2 separate regions of the Homo sapiens genome follow, and region 2 is linked to region 1. Evidence: read pairs that join two places in POLR2A ChIA-PET (ENCODE). Cell type or tissue: PC-3. All regions are shown on one strand. Links, peaks and the distances in the headings refer to the core of each region. The heading gives the core; the rest is flanking DNA. Region 1 has its middle 37 kb from the start of TENT5C-DT. Region 2 has its middle 22 kb from the start of MAN1A2.

Region 1 (15,302 bases), core at 4,765-12,764:
GGTGCTTTTTAAACGTGCAGATCCCTAGGCTTCACCCTAAAGATTCTGATCTAGGTCATCTGCAGTGGTGCCAGGGATCTGCATTTTTAATAAACAATTCAGGTTATTCTGGCACTGCTGGCCCCTGGAATAACCTTGGAGGAACACTGTTTAAGACATGTGCTCTCACTAGCTGGCTCTCTCCCTCCCTCATTCTCATCCTGAGCAGGGGCTTCTCATAGCTATCATGCCATGGCAGGGGGATCTAGGACAAATTGCTCAAATCTCAAGCAGAGAGAGGAGGAGAGACAGCTTGTTGTGCCTCTGGTGGGCCAAGGTACTCCTTACTCCCTGAATTTTTATATATCTTGGAGGGGAACTCTCTTGCATGAAGTCTCCCTGGGCACCAGTGAAGAAAGCTCAGGTGTGTACTGCCTGGGCTGTGCCTCAGACAGGCTGGAGAAGGAGCGGCTGCCTCCTCCCCACTTGCTCATGACCAGCCCCAGCCCTGGCCTAGGGGTACAGGCTTCACTGAGCATCAGCTCAACTGTAGCTGGGCCCGGAGCCCAGCCAGTCTCAGAATGGGTGCTCTGAGAGTGTCATCTGGGGAGCCTTGAGGCTCCCAGGGGCTCCATGGCTACACTTTTGGTTTGGCCCAAGATTAAGTTTTACTGTTGCTCCACAGTGCACATGAGACTTTTGTCCATGAGGCCTTCTCAAAGGTAGAGCCGTCTTTTCAGAAACTCATGGCAGACAGCAATGGGTGGACAGGGGTTGTGGGGCCCTGTGTCCATCTGCAGTGACCACAAGATGGAAAGTGATGAGCCCAGGCAGGTGCTGTGTGAGTCAGATTCAATGTGTACTTCTCATCCCAAGGCCACTCTTGGCATCAGATGCAAGGCTTCCACCTGCCCCAGGGGGTTGATGGCTCTCCCTGCACCCTGCAGGTATTAAGCTGTGCACCAATTCTGGCAGCCAAGCCAAATCAGAAGCCAAAGATGGAGGATGGAGTAACTTGAAAGCACTCTCTACCGTGAGAGCTTCCTGTGTGCCAGCAAAGAAGCCTTATGGTTTCTGGGGCCCAGGCTGGTCTCACCCAATGCACAGACCCATGTTTGAGCAGAGAAAGTTCTGTTGGACCAGGATGCGCCAACCACAGGAGGGAAGAATAAATACTTGAGAAATACCTACTAAGTGCCAGATGCCCTGCTGGGTGCTTTACATGCATTATCTCTAAGCCACACAACAGCTCTGTAAGCTAGGCCTTGGTCCATCTTGTAGATGAGAATCTGAGGCTTAGAAAGCTTAAGTAACTGGTCAAAAGGCACACAGTGCGAAGTGGAAGATCAAGGATCCATCTACCTTCACAGCCCCATATTTCTTCACTAAGATTCCCCTGGCCCATTACCAGAAAGAAGTGTGAGGTGGGCAGCTGCTGGAGGCTGAGAGCTAGTGGTTGATGCAGAGGTCACAGGGAAAAATATTCTAGAACATGTGTGCTCTCAGAGCACAGCCACAAGACTGGGCTAGAGGCTACTCAGCAGCACAGCAACACCTAGGAAGTTTCAGCAAATGCTTTCACCTTCACTGTCATTGTTGTCATTGTCATTATTGTTGCTATGCTGCATAGCCTGATGACTGAGGAAAACTGTGCACATCCCTTCTTTTATTTGAACTTACTCTGGGAAGTAGGTGTTACTATTCTGTTCATTTTTCAGATGCACAGAATGAAACTCAGAGCAATCCTGTCTCTCAGATCCTTCCTTCCTAGCAAGCTAGCTTTGGGCTAGAGAGCTCTCAGGACAGCCCCTCGCAGGGATGGGTGCAGGGCCTGGAGTAGGCTCCCCATCCCCGTCAGTGAGGGGCCCTGCCAAATATGTGTGGGTGTGAGCCCTCACCCAGGTGAGGGAGGAAGAGGACAGGCTGAGTGGATTACTGAGCATTTGAACTCAGCCTCAGAACAGCAAATATTGATTCAAGAAGCTGCCCAAAGGAGCTGACATTTTTATAGTCAACAAATAAAGCTGAGCCCCTCCCTGGCCCCCCAGTCAAAGGCCCTTTCTCTCTGCAGCTGCCAGGGTACATTTCTGTCACCACGTGTAAGAAGAGGAGGAAGAGCTGGTGGGAAATGTCCACAGGGGCCTGGTTGGCATCATCACCTCACCTTTAGGGAGAAGTGGGAGTCCCAGGCCCCAGGGTGTGACCTCGGTGAACCAGCCAGCTATCTGACAGGTACCAGAGTCCCTTGAGTTGGAGCAGAACCTGGCACCGGAGCCCCCAAAGACAACACACCCCTCCCACACACAGCTTCCTCATGTGGTGGCTTTTGGCAGCCTACACAGTTCTGGTTCCCTCATTCATGGACGAGGACCTGAACTCCAAAGAGAGATGGCTTTCCAAGGTAAACAGCCAGAGAGCAGTGAGGGCTGCCTAGCTCCTCTGTTTCAAGGCAAAGGGAGGATCTGCGCTCACTAAGCTACTCAGCTGGGAATGAGAACTCATCATCTGCCAGACAGCTGTCCTTGCCCTCTGGGCTCAGCCAGCATGACCCACAGCCTGGCATTCCTGAGCCTGCCTTCACGCTTTGTCCAGCAGGTCCCTTTACCTGAAATCCTCCTACCCAAGCACTTTTGCAGGAGGACTCATCATGCATGACCCTGCTCACTTTTCACCTCTTCAGGGAATCTTCCTAACCCGCTTCCCACCCTCACTCCCGCCTCTGGCAGGCAGAAACCACTGCTCCTTCCTTGGTGCTCCCAAAGCACATGCTTCCTTCCTGTCTTGTGGCATTTATGCTATTTTGCCTTGGGTGGATCATTTCTTAGATACTTGTCTCAGTCCTTCTTGGTCAAGAGCTGCAGCAAGAGGTTGGTTCATTTCTGTTGCCCCAACGAGCCTAGAAAAGCCCCCAGCACTTGGCAGGTGCTCAGTCAATGCTTGCAGCGTTGAGTTAGAATAATCCAAAACATGTGACTAAGAAACCAGAGTTGCAAATTCAGCTGCATCTAGACCAGGTAAGGAAGCTGGCCATGCCTCAGGCAAGCCCTCCCTCAGGAGGGAGATTTGTGCGGGCCCCAGGAACTCTGCCATTATTTCCTTTACTGGCCCACCCCGCCTTCTATTCACCCATCTATCCATCACCTAGGGGTTGAACTTCTACTCTGTGTCTGGTCCTGGTTGAGTGCTAGGAAGGCAAAGGCCAGGGCACACACCCTTGAACTCTTCCTGGAGCTGCTGGAGCATGCCAGGGTATGTGATGAGGGGAATCTAAGAGGCCTTTTGCCTTCAGACTTGTCTATGGGTCAATTGCGGTGAGCTGTGGCTCCAGGGACTGTGGCTTTTGGGCTTCAGGGAAGAGAGGGCAGCTCTTCACTGGACTGGCACCAGGCAGAACTGTGGAGTAAGCTCCATTATCATTATTGCTATTCACCGAAAGTCCTTCCCCTTCTAGGCATGTGGCAGGATTAGATTTCTCTGCCCCTGTGGTTGGGTGGGTCCATGGAGCTAGCTCAGGGGAGCAGTGGCACAGATCACTTCTGAGCTGGATGTACAATTGGCCAATTTAATTGCCCGTGTAAGACCCTCAAAGGTGCTTTTCTCTTGAGTAGGCAGCTCTGCGCCTTGAGGTTATTCAAGGATCAGCCGTGGGTCCCAGCAGTGGATCTCTGCATCCAAAAGTATCCAAGGCAGCTCCCCAAGTGGCACCATTTCCCAGAGAGCAGGAAGGGGAGCCAGGTGTGCAGGCCAATGACTTGTCTTTAGGAAGATGACCCGGAGGTGTCTTTGTTCACGTCTTTTAGCCTGCACTTTGTCACATGACCACACCCACCCACAAAGGAGCCTAGGAAATGTAGTTTCTAGTGGGGCAGATGTGTGCCCATCTTAAACTCAGCCATGTTCATTACTAAAATGAAACAAGGGAGAATGGATACTGGGGACAATTCGTGGGCTTCAACAGACTCACTCACCATCTCTCTCTAAACAAATGCCTGATTCTCCCAGACAAGCCCTGGCCCCTCCCTGAGACCGGCTGAGCTGCTGACCTTTTCTCTCCTCTCACCATCAGCCTTCCAGCTCTGAATGGCCATGAGCAAAATGCCTCTCTTCCTAGGGCTTCCTTTCCTTATCTGTCAAAGAAGGGTTTAGAGCAGTTGATTTCTGAAGTTCCTTCCAGAACTAACATTTGACCACTGTGGTTACGGGCAAGTCCTTTAACCTCTCTGGATTTCAACTTCCTCATCTAGAAAATAGAGATAAAAATAGTTCTTACCTCCAAGGGTTGTTGTGAAATCATCTATGGTTATGCCTGACATTTAAGAAATAATCAATAAATGTTTGCTGTAATCAAAACAATATGAGTTCCATTTGTCACTTCCTTAGAAAGAATCTGATGTACTCATTCATACTAAGGTCTAAGGCAGAGTCAGCAGATATCCGGCACAAGGGCTGTCATAATCCTCTCTTCTGTTACCGACATCACTGATCAATGAGGGCATTCTCCTCAGTAAGTGAGGATACAGCCACTGGACGCAGCCTCCTGGCTTTTCTCAACCTAGGGCTGCGGCAGCCTCCTCCTCTAGGAAGCCTTCCTGGTTCAACCCCAGGCATGATGAAAAACAAAAAGCCCACACATACCCCTAAAATGGCTCTTGTTGCTCCATATTATGTTTTCTTTTTATTTGTTAGTGCCCCAGCTAGACTGTGAGTTCCATGCTAGAGGGACTACAATCAGTTTCTCTATAGCCTAGATGAGTCTGCAGAACATTGCAGATGCTCAAAAAGTGAATTCTAGATCCTGTGGCTGGCAAGTAGGGGATGTTTGGGGGACGGGCAGTGTGTTGGCTTTATAAAGTGGATGGCTTTATAGAAGCCCATGTTCCTTGCCTCTGGAAGCTGCTGCAGGAGCTGTGGGGAGGGTCTCCCTGCCCACATTTCCCCTGCAGGGTTCCCTGGGCACCTCCAAGTGAGCTGGTGCAGCCACCACACATGGGGAGAGAACAAGGCCAGCAAACATGGAGGCCCCAAGACTGCTCCGAGGGAGATGCCCTCCCCAGGCCCCGTGGGTATCTGCTTGCCCCGCAGGCTCCCAGCTGCAAGGCAGTTCCAACTTAGCAACTAATGGACCTGCGAGAGCTCAGGCACCTGCCTTCTGCTCTCACAGACCTGTGCTCAGCATCACCTTGGCGATAGAGTGGAACATGGGGTGGAGTGGGGGGAGCTGCCATCTGTCCAGTCAATGCAGAGAGGTGCTCCCTGCTGGGGCTCAGGCAGGCCAGGGAAGGGGGAAGGGCAGTGACCACACTGCCTTTGGGGGATCCTGTTGAGCTGCATGGAGTGCTCATGGACACAGGAAAAGCTTGGCACCTGAGACCTGGTTTCCAGTGTCCTGGCTCATGGCCAGACAGTGTCGTCTGATTTTTTTGTCTGTGGAATATGATTGCCAGATCTGGGTCATATGTGACCCATGCAGAGTAAGCGATGAAGCCCCGGGAAGGCCTGTGTGTGCCATCTGCCTACCCTCTGGCCTGTCACAGGCCCTGAAATACCAGAATCAGGACAAAGCCAGGAGGACCCCTTGCTAAGAAAAGTTCCTGGTTACTCAATCTATTATTGCAGCTGAAGAATCTGAGACTCAGGGAACATTAAGTGACTTCCAAAAGTCACACAGCTTGGAAAGCAGGCCATATACCTCCAAGCATAGGGCTTGCCTCACTCTCCCACAGGACTCTGCAGCAGGGACCTCCATTTCTCTGCCAAATCCTTGATACCACGCTCTGGTAGCAGACACAGAATCCAATGGGCAAAGGGTCACTTAAGAATAATATTTTTAAAATATTAAACATTTTATGTCCATGAACTGGAGTGATCCAAACAGCACCCCTGGGCCAAGTGCTGGGGAGTGGGATAGGTGTAAGCCATGGACTGTGACCTCCAGGACCTCGGGGCTGGAGATGGACTCACAACTACTGGATGGTGGCACCTCACGTATTCAATGATGGGTTGGTGGCATTGCCCCTGGCATCCTTGGATAAATAGTAATATTAACACAACATACACCTGTTGTGCAGGAAGAGTACGTATTGAGCTGTGTTTTGGGCTTTCCCTTCACTCCCACTGCTTCCATGTTTGCATGGTGCCTTCTCCAAGGTCAGACAGAGCCATCCATTGCTTTCAAGAGGATTGGGATGTTACAGCAGGAATACAAAGGAAAGAAAGTCATTACGCAGATTTTTTACTTCCAAAAGAGGTTTTTAAGTCTCCCTTTCAGGAGCAATAGTTATGAAAGTCATTGCTTTTAATTTATAAAATCAAGGAGCATTGAGTGGTAAAAAGATTTTTTGCTAATCCAAATTGATCACACTCACTTATTCAACAGCTATTTACTGAGAACCTGTTTTGTGACACACTGTTCTGGATACTAAGGCTGTTGTTTGTCCATATACACAGTGGGAAAGAGAACAGATAAGGAATTATTCTGCCCCAGGAGGGGTTGGGATTACCCTGCCTTGTGGGCTTGAGGGTGGGGGTAAAGTTGAGGTGGGGAGTGTGGAAGGAAGAGATGGAGTCCAGTGGAGCCTCCCAGACCAGGCGTCTTTGGGAAGAAGAGGGAGTCAGTGTGGAGGACACTGTCCAGCTCTGCTCAGGTACCTACAGCCTCCCATAGACATGGCATTGCCCTTGGGGGGGAGTCTTCATAGTGCATGGAATCTGTGCCAAGAACTGGCACAGCCCCTGGCATCCCGTGGTGTCCTGGACCTCCAGGAAGAGAGGTGTTCCTCCACGCCTCCGGACTTGACCCTGCATGGCAACGCCTCCTCTTCAATGGCCCGGGACACTCAAAAGCCATGCCCTCCTAGAGGACGGGACCCAGGCTGGCCGGAGGGGACATACTTAGATGGAATTGAAGAGAAGCAGTTGAGAATTTCCGTCTCAGCGCACAGTGGGGATCACACATTCATATTGGCACTGTCCGCCTGACACCTGTTACACTTCCCTGTGCCATGTCACTGCCCCCTGCTCATGATGCTCCCTACCTTTGGGTCCTAGGTACTGCCGCTATTTCCATTATGGACAGAAAGTTGAAATTCCAAGTGCGTCGCTCCTTTACCCAAGGCCATATGTTACCAAGTGTCAGAGCTGGAATTCACCCCCAAATCTGATTCCAGAGTTCTGAGTCCCTGGCACCACTGCACTGCTTCTCAGAAACGTTCCTGTCAATGGACTAATAAGCTGGACTGCAGGGAGAACATTTGTTGGTGACAGAACCAGGGTCCAAAAAGTTTTGTCTAGCCAGAGTGATGGTGACTCTAACAAGACGAGTATGAATCAGGTCCAGCTACATAAAAACCCAATGCCCGAGTCATGGTTGGGTGGCAGCAGGCCCAGGGCTCCCCCTTGGCAGCTGTGCAGGGTGTGGGGGCTCAATGGGACATGGAGCCAAACTGGCCCTATTTGATCCTTGGCCACATTGGAGCCCAGAACAAGAGAAAGAGAAGTCACTTTCACTCTGCATTCATCAGTCCATGCAGAGAAGGCAGAAAACCTGGAGCCTCTTCAGGGAAAGAAAGTGTAGAAAGAACCTGAGCTCAGGCAGGCCTGGGTTCCCACATCCCTCCACCATGTACCTGTGTGTGACCTTTGACAAATTACTGATCTCCCCAACCCAGTTTTCTTGTCCTGTGAAATTGGTTTAGGAGTCTACTTTGCCTGGTTGTTGTAGGGGTTAGAGCTAAATAAGCTGTAGAAGGATACCTTCTAAATGGTATTATTCAGAGGAAACTAATCAAAATGTTGATAGCTGACTTGTTGAAAATCAGTCACCAGGAAAAGGAATTAAGCTTGTTCCATATCCAACCAGAACCAAAGAATGATTAGAAGTGGCCAGGAAATAGATTTTGGTTGGACTTAAGGCAGCGATTCCTGGCCTGGGCTGCATCAGGAACAGGGAAGCAGGTAGGCCCAACAGCTGCTTGGCCCATATAGGAATCTGGAGGATCGAAGGTGATGTTGGGCCAGAGCACTTCACAGCTCTTTCTCTTGAGGAACTTAACATAAGCTAGTTTAGAAAGGAAATTAATTTAAAAATCCTTTCACCTTCACATTCAAGGGAAGATGTCTGCACATAAATCTATGTCTTCATCTGTACTTATCCTCAGAATAGATCAATAGAAGTCCTGGATCAAAGGACATCAGCACTTTTAAGACTTGTCCTACATATTGCCAAGTCGTTTTCCAGAGAGATTGCACCCATTAAAAATTCTACCAGTATCAGGCAAGAGCACCCCGTTCCCTGTGTCCTCCTCATCATGGAGAGTTAGCTTTCGAGATCGTTTCTGTGTTGGTGGTAAGAAGGCACCCCATTGCGGAGATTAAGTAAGCATGGTGTCTTGGCTTAAGTTCTGGGGGCTCTGCCCCCTACAGGCTGTGTGACCTAGGGCTGGCTCCTCTGCTTCGGTTTTCTCATCTGTAGGATGGGAATACATCATGGACTTGTTGTGAGGCTTAAATAAGAAAATGTCAGCTGTGTGCAGCATAATACCTGCATTATAATATATAATATATAAATTATGTATAATTATAAATGATATATAAATTATAATATATAAATAATAAGTACATTATTTGCATTCCATGTGCATTATTTGCATTCCTTAGTTAATAGTGAAGTTGAACTTTTTTTCATTTGCCTTGCCTAATAAAGGAGAACTCTGGCAAAAAATGTGCTTTTTTTTGCCCATTTTACTGTTGGAGCACAGGACTTTTCTTACTGATCGTTTAACATGTCTTCCTCTGCTAGTTATATAATATTAGACCCTCTAAATTTTGTTACTAGATACACATCAGCATCACCTGAGAGGTTTTAAAAGTTAAATCGATGTCTGCAGGTAAAGCCAGGGCATCAGACTGGACTTGGGACGATTCTCCTTTGCAGCCAGGGCTCAGATGCGGTGTTCTATTTTAACATTGTCATTTGCTTGCTAATTTTGTTTATATACACTTGAGGTTCAGAAGTTTAAATGTTTGTGTATGTAGCCATATTTCTCTTCCTTTTCTTTTATGACTTCTTCAGTATCCTTTATGTTTAGGAAGTTCTCTCCCGTGCAAATAGTCACAAGCTTCTCCTGGCTTCCTGTGCTGTGATGGCTTCCCGTCTCACCTGCTTGTGTGATCTTGGCAGGTTGCTGAACCTTTCTGGGCTTCCGTTTCCCCTAAGGGAGGGAGTTGGACTAAATCAGACTTTTCCAAAGTCTTCTGAGATGCTCTTTTGGAAAAAGATTTTCCCAGCCAAATAAGTTTGGAAAAAGCACATTAACATGTCAAAAGTTCTGAGAAATATTACAGTAAAGAGAGATTACCCAGCATTTCCACTCCTGGGTATATGGCCAAGAAAATTGAAAACATATGTCTGTACAAAACTTGTCTATGAATGTTCATAACAGCATTATTCATAATAGTCAAGAGGTAGATACAACCAAAATGTCCATCAACCGATGAACAGATAGCAAAATATCTATACAATGGATATTATTCAACCATAAAAAAGAATGAAGCACTGATTCATGCTAACCTGAACAAACTTTGAAAACAATGCTAAATGATCACAAAAGATCACATAGTCTAATTCCATTTATAGGAAATGTCCAGATTAAGTAAATCTATAAGGATAGAAAGATTCATGGCTGCCTGGGGTGGAAGGAATTGGGAGGAAATGGAAATGACTGCTAATGGGCATCTGGTTTCTTTTGGGGTATAAAGATGTTCTATAATTACATCGCACTGATGGTTGCACAAGTCTGTGAATTACTAAATACTAAATAATACTAAAGACAACTAAACTGTGTACTTTGAAGGGGTGAATTTTATGGAATGTGAATTATATTTTATAAAGCTATTTAGAAAAGAAAAGAAAAATTAAGACTTTGGAAGAGCTGGGTCCTTCCCAACTTTGTCTCTGGCTAATCCCAGGACCTTAAGAAAGCTTTCTTCCCAGCATCTTCAAGCCTTCGTTTCCTTATCTGAAAAACATGGCCCATAACACTACTTTGCATTGTGCAGTTGAAAGAACACTTCATACCTGCTTCTTGCAGCATCTCCAAGAAGAGGTTAAAGCAACAAATGGAATCTGAGGTGCTGTGAGGGCAAGTTGCCTTGGCTCGCACAGCTGCTAAGTGGTGGTGTGTGGATTTGAATGCATTTCCGTCAGGCTGGGCACTGTGAATAATATCTGCCCAGCCTGGGTCACTGGGTTGCTGAGAGTTTGTGGCAACACCGTCTGAGAACCTGCTCTGAGAACTGACAGGTGCTCTGCCGTGTGGTGTATCGTTCTAGCCAGTGACGATGGGAGAGGTGTGGTCTGGGAGAGTCACTCCACACCCACTTTTTCTGAGGCTGGAACAGCATTGTTTCCACCTGTGTGGCCCCTGATCAGCTACTCTGAGCTTTACGTTCCTTCTTGTTAACGTGGGAAGGTTTGTTCTTATTTCATGGGAGCTGCTGGGGACTGATATAACCGGTTTATTGAGTGCTTACCTGGTGACCTGCGCTCCACTGGACACAGGACCTGCAACTGCAAGTGGCAGCCTCAGTAAAGCTCACAGCAACCCTCTGAGTGAGGTGAGGTCACTCCCTTTCACAGAGGAGCAAGTGGAGGCACAGAAGCTAGTAGGTTTATAGCCTGATTTCTTTCCATTAAACTTTATGTTCATTGTTGGTCTTTGAAGAGATTATTAAAGGCTATATAGTACTCTGTCATAGACATGTAACTCCTTTAACCATTTCCCTTGTATTTGACATTTGTTCCTATGTTAAGACACAAACAGTGCTACGGTGGACAAACTCATAAAATTCTGTGCACCTCTATGCCTATTTCCTTGAGGTAGATTCCTAGAAGTGGAGTTACTAGGTCAAAGGGCATGAACTCATTTACTGCTGCCTGTGTGCTGCCAAGCAGCTTTCCAGAAGAGAAAGGCTGAGGCCCCGACACTCCCACGAGAGGTATACAGGAGATGACCGTGCAGGAGGATTGGAAACCAGGCTTAGCTCTGTTTTTTCTCTCATATGTTCAGATGATCTCACAAAGACTGATCTTATCCAACCTCAACTTGTTAAAACGTACAGTAGCAAGTAATCTGGAATAGTCAATTCTGTGGGCCTATTCTGTGGATCTCTGAACATCCACAGGTAACTTCCCATGGATGCTCCTTGGCCAGTTAGACAAGTCAAGGGGGAGTTAGTCCTGCAGGAAGTCTCAAGCCAGAGACTCTGTGCTGAGATCTGAGGTGTCATCTGCCACATGAAAATGCCAAGCCTGTACGTAAGAAATATAAGACTTGTCATCAAACCTGCCAGTAATGATAAATTCTAACATTTATTATTTACTTAATAAATTATGCATATTTATTAGTGTAATCCTGGTATTAATCTTAGGAGGTGGACTTTATTAGTATGCTCATTTTAATAGTGGGAATGAGGAAACTATATAAGATGCAGAAAGTGGCTTGTCTGAGGTCACGCAGTTAGTAAACAGGTGGTGGATCCGGACCGATTCTAGTCAGTCTGACTCTACGGGCCACATACCCACCCACCGTACTACACTGCTCTACTGTCTGGCTGATAGGCAACAGATACTCTAGGCCAACCAGTCTTGAGTTCCTGGTAAACACTGCTGAGAACAGCACTGGAAAGAAGCTTTGGCAGCACCTGAGGCAATCTGATGAAGTGCTGTTGTCCACTGGATGAGACAAAGTATAAAACGCAGATGGCAAGTGGCTTTTATCCCTTTCCTTGGCATCCGGCAAAGGGTACATTCCTTGTACCTCTTCCTTGTACCTCTTCCCCGTGCTACCAAGAGTGACCAGGACTAAGAATCAGTGTGGCCACCAAGATCCTCTGGCTTCTGCCTAACCATGCCCATCTGCTCTCCTCCCTCCTGCGCAGGGCTGTGGGGGGTGTGGTGTGCTGGTCATGTTCACTTCCTGTTTTGCTGGTGCAGCAATGTGCAACACTGAGACCTGGGCCCTGCATGGCAGAAAGCACTGTGCTAGCCCGGTGTGGTGGGAGCACAGCATATGCTCCAAAAGATGGATGGAGAGAGGAAAGGCCAGGTATGTGCATGGATAGAAAAATGAATAAATAGGTCAATAAAGAGCTCAGGCCAGGTGCAGTGGCTCACACCTGTAACCCCAGCACTTCGGGAGGCTGAGGTGAGACGATCACTTGAGTTCAGGGGTTCAAGACCAACCTGGGCAACATGGTGAGACCTCATCTCTACAAAATATATGTGTATTAGCCAGATGTGGTGGCACATGCCTGTGGTCCCAACTACTTGGGAGACTGAGGCGGGAGGATCCCTTGAGCCCAGGAAGTTGAGGCTACAGTAAGCCTTTTTCTTGCCACTGCACTCCAGCCTGGGTGACAGAGCGAGACCCGGACTCTAAACAAATAAATAAAGAGCTCAGCACCATTTTTTTCACTAGTCCACACTACACTATGAGAGCTGGGGCCCTACTGCTTCATTACCTGTGGTGTATCCAGGGTCTAACACTAATTGATGCATGGTTGGTAGGGGACAAATGTTAGATGAATGAATGGTGGCAGGTGCTGTAGGACTGTCAGACATTTGAATAAGGCATTCCATTTTCTGGAGTTAGGAAGGATGTCCCTGCGTGCGGCTTTGCCCCAGGCCCCAGCCAGCTGTGGGCCTGTGGGTCTGTGGAGGGGATGAGGCACTGCTTCCACCATCCAGGTCCAAGAAGCCAGGCTGCAAAACCCAGCAGGACAGCTTCCTTTCATCTGTGGGGTTTCCCTTCAGGGAGGGCGTGACTCACAGAGGCAAACTACTCCAGCTTCCCGTGGCCTTGAGTTCTGCTCAGTCTGGCTCTCAGAGGCCCAGCCTTACGGCCTCAGCCTGCCCTGATCCCAGACCTCGGTAGGATGCTAGGGCAGGGGTTGTCATGTCAGGGATTCCATCAGTTTCGTCGTTTTTAAACTTGAGTGTGCACGGGAATCCCCTGGAGGTCTTGGAAAAACACAGATGCCTGGGCCCCACCCCTGGATTTCTAATTCAGTAGGTCTGAGGTAGTACCCAGGAATCTGCATTTCCAACCAGTTCCTGGGTGATTCATCTTTTGAGAACTGTGTTAGGCCCACCTCTGCCAGGCATTATCAATTCCACGTAAAAGGGTGCTTAGGCCTGATGTCACCAGCAAGGGGTTCTGGGAGCCTCTGTAGGCTGGTGGCTGCTGTGTGGCTCAGCTTGGACCCTCAACACCTGCTGCCGCTGCAGCCACTGGTATCTGTCATGTCCCATGGACCCTTCCCTTCCACCGTTCCTCCCTGACCACCTCTGCTTCCTTAGCCCTCTGCTCGGGAGGGTGCTCACACCTGAACTGAGCTTGGGAGCTCCCTGCCCAGTAGAGAGAAAGAACCATTCACCCTCCTCTCCTCCCTCAGCCTTTGCTAGGACCCAGCTCCATCAGCCTTCGGGGCCCCTGTGGAGTTTCCTGTCATGGCCAGGCCCACCATGCCCCGCAGGATTGCCTCCCTCCTCACAGGCCTCCTATCACAGGGTGCTCCCTCGGCTGCCTCTTAAGCCCCATCCTCCTTCTCCTGCAGCTTTCCCGCCTGTCTGTCCTCCCTTCCCACACACACCCAACTCTCACCAGCCTGGGCCTTTGTCTTGCTGGGCCCTGTGTTTGGCCAAGGCAACTTATTTGGAACTTTCCTCCAACTTTGTGAAGGGGACAGTAAGTAAAGGGACCAGGACCCAAGGCTCGGGAATGTATTGGTCCTGCTGGGAAATGCTTGCTTCCTGTGGACCCAGCTGAAAAGTACATAGGAAGCAATTATTTAACAAAGGGAAAGGTAATAAAAGAGCTCAATAAATATTTGTTGAATAAGGGAACACAAAAGCTGCTTTACAGATGCACAGCCAAAAACACCTCTTTAAAAAAGCACTTTGATTCTGTGAGAGCCCTGCAGGTATGCATGCAAAGCCCTTGATCATTTGACCCCAAGTGGGGAAATGAGAATCCCCTACACAGGACATTTCTAGGTTGGAAATTTTTCTGGCACAATGATTGCTTGTGAGTTCTGTGGCAGCTAGTGCCCTAGGCTAATAGGTGCTAAACATCAAAAAGCATCCTAGAGATAATAAATTTGGGAAACACTGACATAAATAAATATAAACTAGTCCATGTACTGGGGGGACTTCTCTGAGCCTGCCGTAGGGAGGCCTCAGGCCATTCCCAGGTTCTTAGACCTTGAGAACCTGCCCCCAAGCCATCTGCCCAGGGGCTTGCATCTGCTCGCTAGGGCTGGGAACCTGGGGGAGGGTAAAGGTAAGGGGTAGGATGGGAATGAAGGCAGTTTTCCATTTTCTCACCTAGCTTCTGATTTGTGCCTAGGAAGGAAAAGATTTCCTTTTCTTCCAGGCTTCCACCAGCAAGGCCTTAGAGAGGCTTCCCCCTTCCCTAGACTCCCACAGAGATACTGGGGCCTTGGGGGTGACTGCCAAGAAACCTGAGTAGCCTGATACCCAGGTCAGAGGTCTCTCTGTACACACACACACACACACACAGAGATACACACACACACACACACTTGCAAGCACGTGAGCCTTGCAGCCACAGGCCACTGGAAATGGAGTCATGGTCACCCCACATGGGGACCCTTGATATAGAGGAAGACTCTAGCGGAAATATGGGCAGACAGCTGGACGAGAGTTTGGAAGAGCATTCCCAGTGCCCTCGATGTGCACTCTCCTCCTGTCTGGACACAGGGCAGGCTGTGTTCTGACAATCCAGGGATGTGAGGTCAGGAGCGCAGAGCAGGGTGGAAATCACCAATAAGAGAGTGAGCTGGAAGCTGGCATTCTGGGGAAGGTAGTGCCATCCCATCCTCCCCCTTCCCAGCTTCATGGCAGCCAGTAAGCTTTGCCCTCTTTGAGGACCTGCATCCCCCAGGGACCCGGTCAAGGCAGGGTGGGGGTGGGTGGAGCCCCTGTTGGGGAGAGCTGGGCTACGCCCAGGCCCTGCATGGGAGATTAACCACCAGGGAGGGCATCTGTGCCCAGCCTGGGAAGCTTGGGCTCCTGGTCCTGCCAGTTCAGGTTCCTCTTCTAGAGAAATGTTTTCTCTGGAGCTCTGGGAAAAGAAGTTTTCTGGGACACCTGTTGAGTGTTACACCCACCGTTCTGTGGTTAGAGGAGAGGGTGTGCAGAATCCCTCGTCACCCAGCTGGTCTGAGACAGCAAAGGTCAACACCAAGCCTCCTTGGCCTCTTGCCCTGTTGGGGGGCACCCAGAGGACGGTGTCCCAGCTCCA
Region 2 (15,302 bases), core at 4,213-12,212, 220 kb before region 1:
AAACCCACCAGAAGGAAGAAACTCTGGACACATCTGAACATCTGAAGGAACAAACTCCGGACACACCATCTTTAAGAGCTGTAACACTCACCACAAGGGTCCGCAGCTTCATTCTTGAAGTCAGCGAGACCAAAACCCCACCGGAAGGAATAAATTCCGGACACACAAGGAGGAGCTGCATGAATAAGAACCTACTCCAGTTTATTACAAGTACTTCCTCCACACTATGGGCAGCATGTTGGTATCACAGAGATCTGGACATTCTCTTCACCCACCCCTACAGCCCAAAGCCTACAGGAGATAGGCTTGTGAAGGACCCAAAGGCATCTACTGGGTCCCCAAGAGTAAACTTAGAAGTATTAGAGCATTCCACTGCTAGGTGAAAAAAGAGATTAAGGGGAATATAATTCCCTAAAAACAAATGTTCCCTTTCTGTCAATGAGACTAAGTGGTCTTCAGGGAAACAACATAAAACAGAGCTGCATGATCCTTTTCCCTCTAGGGGAAAAGTTTGCAAAGATTGTATTGCTTGGGTAAATGAGATCACCTGAACTAATTCCTAATTGATAAATGACAAAGTTTTGAAGTCTCACGGCCTGTATGCCTTCTCTTCATGGCAGTGGGGGGAAAAATGGGTGAAAAAAGTGGTGTACATTTTAGCACTCTAAATAGATGAATTAAACCAGATCAGTGTACACGATACCTGCCCCAGAATATTAACCTGATGGACAATCACTGATTATCAGTGTCTCTTTGAGGAGACTGTGAAAACCTTATGATGACTGAAGGGAATAAAAAAAGACCATGAAATAATCTGTGTATAATTTCAACTGGAAAAATTTGGAAGTGGAATGAGTTGTCTCTAGGCCTAGATGTTATTAGCAAGTATGCTTTAAAATAACATATAATGCTATAAAGCAATAGGAAGATAACAAAAGCTGTTGGAGGGGGTGGGGCATGGTGTCTCACACCTGTAGTTCCAGCACTTTGGGAGGCTGAGGTGGGTGGATTGCTTGAAGTCAGGAGTTCAAGATAAGCCCAGCCAACATGGCAAAACCCCATCTCTACTAAAAATGCAAACATTACTCAGGCGTGGTGGTGCACACCTGTAATCCCAGCTACTTGGGAGGCTGAGGCATGAGAATGGCTTGAACCCAGGAGGCGGAGGTTGCAGTGAGTTTAACATTGCACTCCAGCCTGGGTGAGAGAATGAAACATTGTCTCAAAAACAAACAAACCGAAAACAAAGTTGATGGAGTGATTCCAGGCTGGTACTTCCCAAACTTCTGACGTTCTAGTACTACCACCTTCAAGATTTTGGCCACATCCTTGTATTTAATGTTTTTCCTTAAATTGGTGAGTATTTTAAACTTACATATACTTTTTTAAGGAAGAAACTTCATATCATGACTGTAAAAGAAAACCAATATCATTTGCCATAAATAGGAGGTAACAATAAAAACAAGTACTTACATAATAAAAACCAAAACAGTGTTGTAAAACCCTAGCTAGATACCATTACAAGCCAAAGGCTCTCAGCCTGAGGCCTTTTCTCTCTTTTAAAAAGGGAGATTAGCAAGTGATAGACCATACAAGGACCAAATGGAAACTTTCTCCTTGGAATAATGAGCAGGAGTGTGATAGAAGTGGAAAGGGAATAACTCTCTCACTATGTGATTCAATGCCATTTAATGTTGTTGTCTGGGTATCACTGATAATCGTCTCCAGTGTCAGTTAGGCTCAAATCATGATTTGTGTTCTGTATACGGTGGGAAACACAGTTCTTGACCCTCTTAGAGTGATGTAAACCTCATCCACCTGGAATGGAGTGAAAATAAGATGGGAACTCAGAGAAAAAAAGGTATTTAAAAACTCTAAAAAGCAGATTAGGAAAATTAAGAAGCAGCAACACGGCAGGAGCAAAAGATACACAAACATAAGGCAAAACATAAAAGAAGGTGAGAGGATAAACTCAATGTTTGAAAGTAAGCAAAGACAGCTCACAAAAGGAAGAAGCAAAGCTAATTAAAGACTGAAAGTGGATATGAAGTGACATCACATCCAATCAAGATAAGCATGAACAGAAATGCAGAAAGCTATCCAAATAAGCACATGGGCTAAGTCTGTAGGCCACATCAGCTGTTTACTCCCTGCCCTCTGTTCTTGAGGGAAAATGGGGGAGGTGTGAGAGAAATGGCTGACACTTCCGTGTGTGCATCATGAGATCATTACACAACTGAACCTGCTGGTGGCAGGAACAGGACCGACTGAGAGTCAGGCATTTCAGCTACTTTCAAACAAACATATTCTTCATTTGCCCATGATTTAAAAAATGCGCATTTGTCCAGCTGAGTTTTACTTCTCAGATAGCTGTTTTGCATGTAGAATTTAAATTGCCCAGTACTTAATTTGTTTTTCTAGAAGGCAATAAAAGGTAATTTATAACTGGTAGGTTCGGTGGCCAGAGAGAGTGATAAAATTCTAAACCCAAGGCATTGGTATTCAGTGCTTTTAGCTATTCCTCTATATAATCTAGTTTACGGCAAAGTAAAGATGGGTCACTTGGGGCTCCTATAGTTGCCATTTATGCCTCAGAAAATAATTGTTAATGATTGGGGCAAGGTAAATAAATAGAAGACCAATAAAGCTCAAGGTGAAAGCTGTGTTCAGATCACACCAGAAGCTACACATACGCTAATTAACATAAAACTGTTTCATTGGTGTAAACATTCCACTGTCTGGATTGTTAACAGTCGCATGGGCATAAAAAACATCAACATGTAATAACATAATTAATGTATCTAATATAAACTTTATAAATGTATTTTTAAGCTTCAAGACAGTGTTTCTCAAGTACTGTTACAAATGTGGTTTTCTGAATTTTGAATCCTTTCAATTTTCTTTTGTTCTCACATTGACAGAATGAAGTGGGAACCATACTGATGATAAGACTTGCTAGATTTTAATGTAAAATAATTTTAGAATAATATTTTACATTTATATAGTATGTTACAGTCTATAGAGTATTCTCACATCCCCACTGACCTTCACCATGACTCCGTAAGGCAAGTAGACTTTACAGAGGAGTTAACAGGCTCAGCAAGATTAAATGACTTGCTCAAGCCCACACAGCCAGTAAGTGAGGCTGACATTTAAAATGAGCATGTGTTGAAGCTAGTGTGTGTTGTCAGGGGAGAAGAGGCTGACTATGGCCTCAGAAACCTCACAGGTGACCTTACTTCATGAAGTCCCCAGGTTATATGATCTGTCCCTAGCTTGTCAATGTCCCAGAATGTTGCAATCCAAGTCAACCGAAGTACTCTGATCAAACCCATAGGAGACTGAATTCTAAACCAGTAAGCTGGTTTGTTTGTTGTCAGAAGCATTACTGCCATGTGAACCGGAAAGAATGCAGTTGCTGGTACCACCAGTATACTCTCTTCCTGTAGGCAGAATTACATGGGATGACGCACTACAATCACGAGATTAAATGATAGGCATGGAGGGAGACTAGGAGACAAATGTTGAGGAGCGGGCAAGGAAAAAAGTGACATGTATTGATACAAGATGCCTATCATTATCATGATCAATTTCATTATTACCTGTACTTATTATCTTCATCTGTCCCATTCTAGAAAGGAAGAAATTGAGACACAAAAAGATTAATTAACTTGCCCAAGCATTTGTTGGATTTCATTTTTAGGTAGCGCTTCCTGAGGTGGATTTCTCACACTTAAGCCAGAAGCTACTTGCTCTAATTACAGCAGAAAAAAAGATAGAACCCACATAGTGGGTTGGGGCATACGAGCTTGCAAGGTGTAGATACATCTATGGGTAAAAACCCACATTAAGGGCCAGGATGATTCACTTTGAGTCTTGGCTCCTCAACTGGCAGCATCAGTGAATTTATGTTATGTATTTATTTAAATGATACCCTCAGAAATGTAGCCCCCTCTGTAGGTGATCTTATATAATGGAGCCAGCTGAGAGGTGGTTCAGGACTTGAATTTAAAGTTTTCAAAAATTTCCTGGAAATTTTTTATTAAAGAGTGACATAAATACCCTATTACTAATATTTAATCTGATGAGCAGCCATAGGGGACCTTTATGCCTTCTCCTTTTGCAATTTTATAGCTTCTACATTATTTTTTAGAGGTTTAAATATATCAGCTCTTCACGACTCCGTAGGTTTTAATTATCAAAGCAGCTACATCAATTTTTACCAAAAGCAGAGTGACCTTATTTTATAACTGAAACAAAGTCCAAAGCTTGGTCCCAGCAGCAGGCAGTTAATAGGTCATTCCATAAAGATTTATGTACACTTTGTGGATACAGAAGAATTTTAAATAGGGGAAGTCAAACTTATGGACTCACTTGTCTTTCATTACTTTAGGCAAGATAGGATTTACTTCAATTAAGAGCTGTATCCTGGCTAAATGGGGCTTATTTTTATGAAGACTCAAAAAAAAATACTAAATTCAGCAACTAATCTTAATATACCTTTGGGAGTAATAAACACAATAATCAAGTTTTCTTTTGTTTCAGCATGAAGGTAGCTTCACTGTGGGATGAGAGAAACAGGCAGTGTTTCATAGTTATATTTATACACCTGACATAAGAAAAATATTCCTCCAAAGCGAAAGCAAAACCTAGGGCAGAAATAGCTGGGTGTTGGAGGGAGGTGGGTATGTGTGTAGGAGAGGGTGAGGGACATGTTTCTATTACCTCTTGGATCTAGCAATATCAATACCAACCTATCTTCTAGCTCATTTTGCCACCGCAAAATTCTTTAGGAAAAAAATCTGTGATTAAAATCCTCAATCTCTGCAACCCCATTCCCATCACCATCCTCTTCCCTGAAAAAATCTGCTGCCAGTGCCTCTTCCGTGATCTTTTCTTGTGTGGGTTTTCTCTCTAGAATAACAGCTAAATCAGGCAAAGGTCTTAGGCACAGCTCACTGCTTCAGTGACTACCTTGAGACCAGCTGGGGACCGACAGTCTCAGACTCCAACCAGTTGCCACAGATGCAATTGCTTTGAAAAGCAGATTCTCTTCTCTGCTAACCTCATGCAGAAAAATGAAAATGGGAAATGCAGTGATATTTTATTTTTCATTTTCTCCTGCTCATTCTAGGAAATAGAACCAAGGGAATGTATTGGAGTGAAACAGGGTTTTCTTAGTAAATAAACATTCCACCTGCCGAATCAGTACCAAATGCGGGTTTGAGAGTATTCTAAACAACACTATATGGCCATTCTTCATCCTCTTATCTGTGAGGGACTAGGGCAGTGGTGGAGGGAGTGTGTGGAGAATAAATGGTCAACACTTAGAGAATAGACCTCATTATGCTCATTTTTTAAAAAATAGCATTCAAATGGGTGTAAACTTTATAATTTTGTCATTCCAGAGAGTAGTATCCTTTTAAACATGTTTTGGATGTGGTATGAGGAAATAAGATTGTTGTGATGTTCTAAGGTCTCTTAATTAGGACTACTGGTATTTTCTGCAGTACAAGATATCCATTATTTGCAATTTAAAGCCCAGAGCACCTTTCCTCACAGGTGGGAGATGGAGAGAGGCCGCACTTCAAAGTGAGAAAGATACAAGCGCAACTGGAATGGAAGTGGCAGCTTGCTACCTAACAGAATCCACATCATTTAGCCCCAATGCAGTGAACACATGCCCCTAATAACCTGCCTTATTCCTGGCTCTCTTTCCCACCGTAAGCTCATATTGCCAGTTAGTAGTCTCTTGCATCTCCTGAGTGGCTGTGCTTCCTTAGTGAGGGGGCTCGCTGGGGCCTGGGTGCCTAAATAAGCAGAGATGGGGACACCCTGTGTGATCCTGCCATGTAATCACTGCATTGTCTTCACTGCGAGAAGGGCAAGGGCCTGGTTCCCTACAGTCCAGATGTCTTGTGAGCCAGCAGTAAATATCACCCGGATTAATCAGACTGAGAGAGATGCTGCTTAACTCAGGGACTAGAGGAGCTCAACCTCAGGAAACCAGACTTCAGAATGAGAGTCAGAATGATGGGAAGCTGGAGGGCAGAGAGGGGGCAGACCTGCCTTGCCAGTGGGAGAGAAGGCTGGCATCTTGGGAGGTGAGTTCAGTGCAGTGGTTATGAGTTCAGGCTGTATGGCTAGGCAAGCTGGTTTCCTACTGACCAATTGATTGTGGGCATATTTCTAGAACTCTACAGTTTCTGTGACAGCCCCAAGTTTCCTTCTCTCTAGAATGGAAATAACTATGTTCTGAAAATCCAAAGAGACAATGTATATAAATTGCCTGGCATAAAATAATGTTAAATATTATCATCACAAGCAAGTAGAAGCCAGGTACAGTTGCTCACACCTGTAATTCTAGGACTCTGGGAGGCCAAGGCAGGAGGATTGCTTGAGCCCAGGAGTTTGAGACCTGGATAATATAGTGAGACCCCATGCCAACCAAAAAAAAATTTTTTTTTAATTAGCCAGATGTGGTGGCATGAGCCTGTAGTCCCAGGTACTTGGGGGTGTGAGGTGGGAGGATCGCTTGAGCTGTGGAGGTTGAGGCTGCAGTGAGCCGTGATCATGCCACTGCACTCCAGTATGGGCAGCAGAGCAAGACCCTGTCTTAAATAAAAAAATAAAAAAATAAAAAAAAAGCAAATAGATATGGGTTTTTTAAATGGCATCTGGGATGAGACTGACAGTTATTTTGTCCTTGTGCCTAAGTTCTTCCTTCAGCAAGTAGATAGGCACGTGCAGCTGGACTTTAAATTATATCTTTTACTTTGGTCCTGCAAATGTTGATTTTTGTGTTGGGTTAATTTCTGTGTGGAGGAGCTGGCATGAAGGCAGGCTGAGCTATCAGTTGGGGATTTTCCCTTTATGCTCTGCCTGGTCTCTATAAGTTGTCTAATGAATATCAATCAGTATTAATAAATGTCTACCTGAGAGCATTGCAGAGCAGTAACCACTGACCTTTCATCCTGTCTCCCCTGTTTTCTGGGGTTTTGATAGCTACAATTATAGTTGTAACATCCATTTTTATTAAATAAGAAAAGGGACACAATTAGGAAATTGAAAGGTTTGGTTGCACTTGGCTATGCTGCTTTATAAAACATGTACTGACTATTAACGCTAACTCTGCCAGCTGCTTTACTCATACTATTTTGGTCGTTACAAAAACCTACAAGACAGTTATTTTAGCTCTACTTTACTGAGGATCAGAGAAGTAGCCTGTTTTAAGTTAACAGCTTCAAGTGGCAGAGTCCTAATCCATCAATAGTTAGAGCTATCTACCTATTTGCTCCTCAGATATTTTTGGATTGCCTCTTATGTGTTGTTCACTGTACTAGGTGCTGAGGGGATAAAGGTCAGTGACACCGACCCCATCCTGGACCTCACAGAGCTGCTAGCCTGTGAGGCTAGCAAGGCTGAGTGGAAGGCTGAGAAGCACGTAGGCAATTGCAACTCCATGTCACAATGTAGAGGGTGTGGGGTGACACAGTCATCCCAGGCAGAAAGAACAGCCTCTGCAAAGGCCCAGGGGTACAAAAGAGCAAGGCACTTTGGGGGAAGCGCAAGGAGTTTGCTATAGTGCTAAGTGTTATGTGATAAATAAGGGCACAGGCAGAATACTGTGGTCTCTCAGCGCAGAAACCCACTATGTCTGTCTGGGGAGTGTTAGGTTGAATTTGAATTTATTTGAGGAATTGTGCTGTCAGACTCTCGAATATTTTGCAAAGCAGTAATAATAAGCTCTGGGGATGATGATGTTCATTTCTCTGATTAGAGTTTTCCAAAAAGGAGTGGGACTTAAGGCTCCTCCAGGTTTGTTTCATGTTCCTGTGCCCCAACGTGAGCTGAGGGGCAGCTCTGACTGGGTCCCAACACATCAAGTAAGACATAGCCGAGACCCGACTGGCCAATATGGTGAAACTCCGTCTCTACTAAAAACACAAAACATACCCGGGCATGGTGGTGGGTGCCTGTAGTCCCAGCTACTCTGGAGGCTGAGGCAGAAGGATCGCTTGAACCCAGGAGGCAGAGGTTGCAGTGAGCCGAGATTGTGCCACTGCACTCCAGCCTGGGCGACAGAGCAAGACTCCTTCTCAAAAAAAAAAAAAAAAAAAAAAAGACATAGCATATGTGTATGTGTAGATGCATATGGAGGTCCACTGTGGGATCCTGGTGTCCCAGAGGGGTTAAAATATCTCTCCTAATAACATCATTTGGCTCTGTACACCTAACACTTTTGTGCCAGACTATTTTCTTGAGCTGGTGAGGTCCAGACTCATTATGTCTTCATAATAATCCTATCAGGTAGGAGCAATTACTCCTAATGCTGCAGATGAGGAAATTGAAGCACAAAGAATTTAAGATATCTATGCTCACGCAGCAAGTAGGTACTACAGTCAGCACTTACTCTCAGAGCAGTGTGGGCCTAGAGTCTGTGCTCTTATTCGTAGTCCTCTACCCCAGACCATACCTCTCCTCCCATCATTGCTGAAAATTTAGAACTTTTAAAAGTTCATGGAAATCATTTACATAAATTATGAAAGATAAAGCCACAGTTCTGTTCTCTGGTACATATGAATCAAGACCATTTATGGGCAATCTCAGAAATAAACCTACCACATCCGCCCCCAGTGCTTTTGACTCATTACCTCTATCCCTTTGCCAAACAACCAGATGTTGTAAAGCTGGTTACCTTCAATGGAGCAGTAAGCAAAGGCACCCCACTCAAACCTTGTGATCTATCACGGCAGTGGAGTCACTGCCTGTAGGTGGATTGTTTTGTTTGTTTTTCTCCCAAGCCTGAATCCTGGCTCCCCTGCAGAGAGAGCTCCATAAAGGCTCAGCCAAAGGTGAATGGCAGTGACACTGTGGCAGTCTTTTGTTCCTAATGAAGCACCTTAGGGTTCATTATATGACCAGGTGCTACCCCAGGAGATCCTAATTTAGTAGCTTAGGGAAGAAGCTGAGGCATGCAGATTTAAAAGCAAAACAAAACAAAACAAACTCCATGGGTGATTATGATACACAGATAGCACTGAGAACCCCTGGAATGGGTTAATTGGATGGAGGTCTTTTACCTGCCTGTGAAAGGTAAAGAATGCGTGACATCAATAATGATAATGATAACAAATTAAATTAGTAGAATGAATGAATGCTTCCATGAAGTCTTGGGATTTAATTGCTTCCTATTTGGTAATTTAATTAGAAATAAGCATATTTGGGGGTCTATAGTTCCCAGCCTCAGCATCATCAAGAGACCCATCTTTTATAGGAAGTTATGACCTGGCTTAAGTTAGTTCTCTCTGTGTCCCTCACCCATAATTGACTCTCAGCTCTGTGCCCCTTGGTTCATCTTCCCTACAGGTTGCATTTAGATTGCTCCCCAATATTCCTTTTTCTATCTTTATGCCTTGCATAGTTTGATTGGTTACCTTGGAGTCCCCAGCTCTGCTTTTATATATACAGTAGAATTAATTTCTTCTTCTACTATTACATTACCCTAAGTGAACCTGATGCCCAGGAGCCGCTGTGACTAACCCATTTCCCTGTTGCCTACAGAAATCAGTAGATAGAGAAGTTAAGGCAGAAGAGAGGTTTGGTTTAGATGTAGAAAACAACTTTGTATGAAATAGCAAGACAGACATTTGAGGAGTCTTTGTTTTACCTAAATTGATAGAAAAAAAGATAGTCATCATCTTGTGGGGACCTCGTGAATATCTTGCTGAAAAATAAGAGAAAGCACTAAAAGATCTTCCTAAGTTACTTGTTATTGTGTTATATGTTATGTTATTATGACTAACATTGCTTCTGAGGAAATGCAATAATTTTTTTTTCCTGTTGGATGCTGATTCTATCTTTGAATCTTGATGAATCTGTCTTAGTGTGTGTAAATCTTGTGTATTATTCACATCCACTGGTGCATCACTCTCCTCCTTCCTTCCTTTCTTGCATATACATTTCTAGGAAGCATGAAGATTAGAAGGAAAAATTACCAAAAAACATAAAAACAAAAACAACTCAACTGTAATACATTTCTGGCTCAACTGGAAAGGTAAAGAACTATAATTTAATTCTCTTGGCCTAATTTTGTCCGTGCTGTTTAAAACCATTAAGTGATTATAATTTTGAAAAATACCAGAGAAGCATAGTGCACCTGCTCTTTCAGCTTACATTATAGAGAAGAAGAAAACTACAACATCTTGATAGCAGCACCTCTGTGTTTTTAGTAAGTCTCCATTAAGGGAGTGATGCCTATGTAGCAGATGAGAATGAAACGATGTTTTGGGTTGGGTGACAAAATCTAACGATTGTCACTAAAGGAGAAGAGCCCACCTTGCTATTTCGCTTGCACCACCCTTCAATGGAAAGGGCTGCAATTGAAGAAGCAATATGATCTGGAGCAAAATTATATGATAATGGTTCATAACAAATAGTGGACTCTGTGTGTGAAATTTAATGCAATATCAGTCCTCGACTAAGTGTTAACATTAAAAGTCAGATACAAAAAGATTTTGTCTTTTCAAAACACATCTTTATCATCATTCAAGAGGCATTACTAGAGTCAAACATCTCATTATAGCTCTATTACTACCAGGAAACTTCCAGTCTGCAGACTTCCAAACAAATTCCCTTTAATGGGAATTAAACCAAACCAAAAGGTTTTGTGGCTATTTGAGCAGTCCTGTTCTGCATTACAGGCTAAAACTTTACTCAACTTTTTAGCCTAATAGGCTGCAGTTGCACAACACATTTGGAACTTTAAAATCTATATCTCATTTGCATTTTGGAATTGCTATAAAATAAATACAAAACCTTAAAATTAATAATTAGAAATCTGTAAGTCCTTTAAACCTTCTTCATGCTGGAAGATAATAAGTAAAGTACCTTTGGAATAATAGCTCCTTAATTTCCAGCATTTATAAGTAACCTCAGTTTGGATGTATAATATGTACCCAACTCCCTAACTCCAGTCAATGCAAAATCACTTCTGAAGGATAAACACACATTGTAAACTCAAACATTAGTTTAAAGTAATTAATAGCAACTAAGAAAAAGAAGGGAATGTATGTGCTATGAAATCTGTGACTGTAAGAAATCACAGGTCAACAGATTGGATTTACTTGATCCTAACAGCAGCTGTACACAAAGGAAAGCAGTCATGGCTGGTTTATTACCTCAGTAGTTAAGCATTTAGGAGTGTTTGAAAATCCATTATGTATAGGAAAGTAAGAAAAGCTGGCCAGGTGCGGAGGCTCATGCCTGTTAATCCCAGCACTTTGGGAGGGCGAGGTAGGTGGATCACCTGAGGTCAGGAGTTTGAGACCAGCCTGGCCAACACGGTGAAACCCTGTCTCTACTAAAAATACAAAAATTAGCCAGGCGGGGTGGTGGGCACCTTTAATCCCAGCTACTCAGGAGGCTGAGGCAGGAGAATCGCTTGAACCCAGGAGGCAGAGGTTGCAATGAGCTGAGATGGTACCACTGTCCAGCCTAGGTGACAAAGTGAGACTCCATTAAAAAAAAAAAAACTGCAATAAAAATCTAATCATAAAGAACTATCATTGTTACTTGAAAAAGTATTTAGAACGTACATGCTTCTGACATTCTTAAGGTGTGATTTCCTCTAGATTACTGAAAAATCCCCTAAGCATCAGTAGTTTAAAATAGAATGCTTTTAGATAGATATTTTTAAAAATTGATTTACATACTCCTTGTGTACTGAATATAATTTAACTTTTTAATGAACAAGTTTGAATGTCAGAATTGAGGGACTAGCAGTTAAGTGCTCTAATCAAAAACAAGGGAAGCAATATCTTCTTCTCTCCCCTACCCACCACATGTGCTTTTCCTCCACAATGCCATGTATCAAGTTGTCTAGGGGAGAACTACGTATGTTATCTTTGATCCCCTCTGCTGCCATCCAATCAACTACATTATCTGAATGCTTCTTTAAATGCCTGCTCTTTCTTTGCCAATAATACTGCTATAGTTCAGGCCATTAATATTTCCATGCTAGATGACAGGAAGTTTTCTAACGGGTTTCTCTGCCTTTATGTAGTCTGACCACCCTGAAGTCCTTTTCCATTTTACAGCCAGAGTGACTCTTCTAAAAATGCATATCTGATCTAATCATTCCTCTGCTTAAAAACCCTTTAATGGCTTCCTACTGCTCTCAAAATAAAACCCAACTACTTAATGTGGCCTCTTTCAGGCCCTATATGATTCAATTCACTATTACGTGCTTTTTGTCTGCTTGATCTAGCTGTTTCTGATTGTTAAAATCTCTCATTCATATGGTGGGCTTGTCAATTTATCTTGGTAATTCTAGAGGTTTTGTTTTCTATAATGGAAAGCTGTATTGTTAGGTACCTTAAACTTCTTGGTAGTGACCCTCTATTTCTATTAATACATTTGATTTAAAAGACTATTTTTTGTCTGATATTAGTAATGTTTCATCAGCTTTCTTTTTGTGTGTATTTCGATAACTCATCTCTTTTTATTCTCTCATATTAAGTCTTTTTGTTTAGTTTTGTGGGGTTTTTTTTTTTTGAGACAGGGTCTTGCTCTGTCTCCCAGGCTGGAGTACAGTGGCAGCCTCAACCTCCTGGGCTCAAGTGATTCTCTCATTCAGCCTCCCAAGTAGCTGGAACTACAGGTGTGTGCCACCACACCAGGCTAACTTTCGTATTGTTTGTGGAGATGGGTTTTTGCCATGTTGCCCAGGCTGCTCTTGAATTCCTGGGCTCAAGTGATCTACCTGTCTCAGCCTCCCAAAGTGCTGGGATTCCAGGTGTGAGCCACCACACCTGGCCTAATTTTGTGGTGCTTTAAGCCAAGCTGATAATCTCTGTCTTTTAAAAGTAATTCAAGTCTGTTTAGTTATTGTGCTTATTAATACAGATTTGAAATTAATTCTACTTTGTTCGTATATTTGTTTTCTTTGCTATAACTTTTATTTTTTATTTTTTGAGATGGAGTCTTGCTCTGTTGCCCAGGCTGGAGTGCAGTGGCACAATCTCAGCTCACTGCAGGCTCCGCCTCCCGGGTTCACACCATTCTCCTGCCTCAGCCTCTCAAGTAGCTGGGACTACAGGCACCTGCCACCACGCCCGGCTAACTTTTTTTTTGTATTTTTAGTAGAGACAGGGTTTCACCATGTTAGCCAGGGTGATCTTGATCTCCTGACCTCGTGATTCACCCGCCTCCGCCTCCCAAAGTGCTGGGATTACAGGCGTGAGCCACTGCGCCTGGCCTATAACTTAATTTTTTAAAACTTTTTCTGCTTTCCGTTAAGTTATCAGTTTTCTATATCGGATCTCCCCAACACTTGGCCACTCTTTCCTCTCTGCTTATTTAGAAGCTCTAGATGATATTTTATTAATATAAACTATCTTAAGTACAAAGTATTCAGAGAAGCTACGCACAGTGTGGCATGTTCCTGTAATCCCAGCTACTTTGGAGGCTGAGGCAGAGGACCCCTTGAGCCCAGGAGTTCCGAGCCAGTGTGGGCAACATAGTGAGATCTTGTCTCTAAAAAACAAAACAAAACAAAACAAAAAAAACAAAACAAAACAAAAACCAAAGTATTCAGACAAAGTAATTATTTCTAGCCCTCTTCCAAACAAATATGACAAAGTCCTTAGCTTACTTTACCCATTTTACACTTCCTTCCCTCTTGTTATTTTTTTAAACAAAAAGTGGTTATTATTTTTAATTCTACCACATATTTTAATTTCTTCCCTCACAAGTATCTCTTATATGTTTTCCCTCTGGGCTTATTTTTCTTTAGCAGTTCTTTGGGCATCAGTCTGTTGGCAGTAAGCTCCCTTAGTCTTTCATGATTGAAAATATCTGTTTTGTCCTCTCCCTTAAATGGTAGTTTATCTGGAAATCAATTTCTTGGTTGATAGTGTTTCATTCAGCACTTCTATCATTTAGTTGTCTTCTTGTTTCTATTGTTGCTTTTGAGGAATCTAGTTATAGTTCCTTCGTAGATAATCAGTATTTTTTCCCTTTGGTAACTTGTGATTTTATCTTTATCTTTTTTGTTCTGTACTTTCACTATAATGTGACAAAAGTGTTAGTTTATCTTTATCTGTGTGCTCAGTACACGTGATGTTCTGATGTTTTCATTAGAAAACCTCAGCCAATTCTCTCTTCCTTTGTTTTTTTTTTAAGACGGAATTTCACTTTTGTCGCCCAGGCTGGAGTGCAATGGCATGATCTCGGCTCAATGCAACCTCCGTCTCCTGGGTTCAAGCCACCATGCCCAGCTAATTCTGTGTATTTTTAGTAGAGAGGGTTTTTTACCATGTTGGTCAGGCTGGTTTCAAACTGGTGATCCACCCGCCTCAGCCTCCCAAAGTGCTGGGATTATAGGCCTGAGCCACCGCACCTGGCCAGCCATTTCTTTTTCTTCTCTACTCTTCCTTTCAGTGTTTCCTTCCAGAACTTCTATTACACATATGTTGGAGCCACTCAATCTAACCCCAGGAATCTGAACTTTTCTTTCACATTTAAAAATCCCTTTATTTTTCTAAACTCTGTTCTGGGTGAATTCTTTTTTTTTTTATTTTTTTTATTTCACTATTGTTTCTTTTCTTTTTTTTATTATTATTATTATACTATAACTTTTAGGGTACATGTGCACAATGTGCAGGTTAGTTGCATATGTATACATGTGCCATGCTGCTGTGCTGCACCCATTAACTCATCATTTAGCATTAGGTATATCTCCTAATGCTATCCCTTCCCCCTCCCCCCACCCCACAACAGTCCCCAGAGTGTGATGTTCCCCTTCTTGTGTCCATGTGTTCTCATTGTTCAATTGCCATCTATGAGTGAGAACATGCGGTGTTTGTTTTTTTGTCCTTGCGATAGTTTACTGAGAATGATGATTTCCAATTTCATCCATGTCCCTACAAAGGACATGAACTCATCATTTTTTATGGCTGCATAGTATTCCATGGTGTATATGTGACACATTTTCTTAATCCAGTCTATCATTGTTGGACATTTGGGTTGGTTCCAGGTCTTTGCTATTGTGAATAGTGCCACAATAAACATACGTGTGCATGTGTCTTTATAGCAGCATGATTTACAGTCCTTTGGGTATATACCCAGTAATGGGATGGCTGGGTCAAATGGTATTTCTAGTTCTAGATCCCTGAGGAATTGCCACACTGACTTCCACAATGGTTGAACTAGTTTACAGTCCCACCAACAGTGTAAAAATGTTCCTATTTCTCCACATCCTCTCCAGCACCTGTTGTTTCCTGACTTTTTAATGATTGCCA

What was found. Peaks named below come from ENCODE experiments on the same cell type or tissue, not always from the same donor. Only the 100,000 strongest peaks of a DNase experiment are listed, where the experiment ranks them.
Region 2: POLR2A ChIA-PET joins it to region 1 with 5 read pairs; 2 of 35 experiments call an interaction of 5 or more read pairs at or near these places.

What each region holds. Positions count from the first base shown.
Region 1 is chr1:117,560,804-117,576,105 of GRCh38, forward strand. No RefSeq gene overlaps it. Among named protein-coding and RNA genes, the nearest start is that of TENT5C-DT, 37 kb to the right of the region's middle. RefSeq lists a silencer at 2,118-2,362. In PC-3, for the core only: no CTCF peak of the experiment used is centred there; a DNase peak (open chromatin) is centred at 10,438; H3K4me3 peaks cover 1,173 bases; H3K27ac peaks cover 1,592 bases.
Region 2 is chr1:117,337,952-117,353,253 of GRCh38, forward strand. No RefSeq gene overlaps it. Among named protein-coding and RNA genes, the nearest start is that of MAN1A2, 22 kb to the right of the region's middle. In PC-3, for the core only: no CTCF peak of the experiment used is centred there; a DNase peak (open chromatin) is centred at 8,680; H3K27ac peaks cover 730 bases.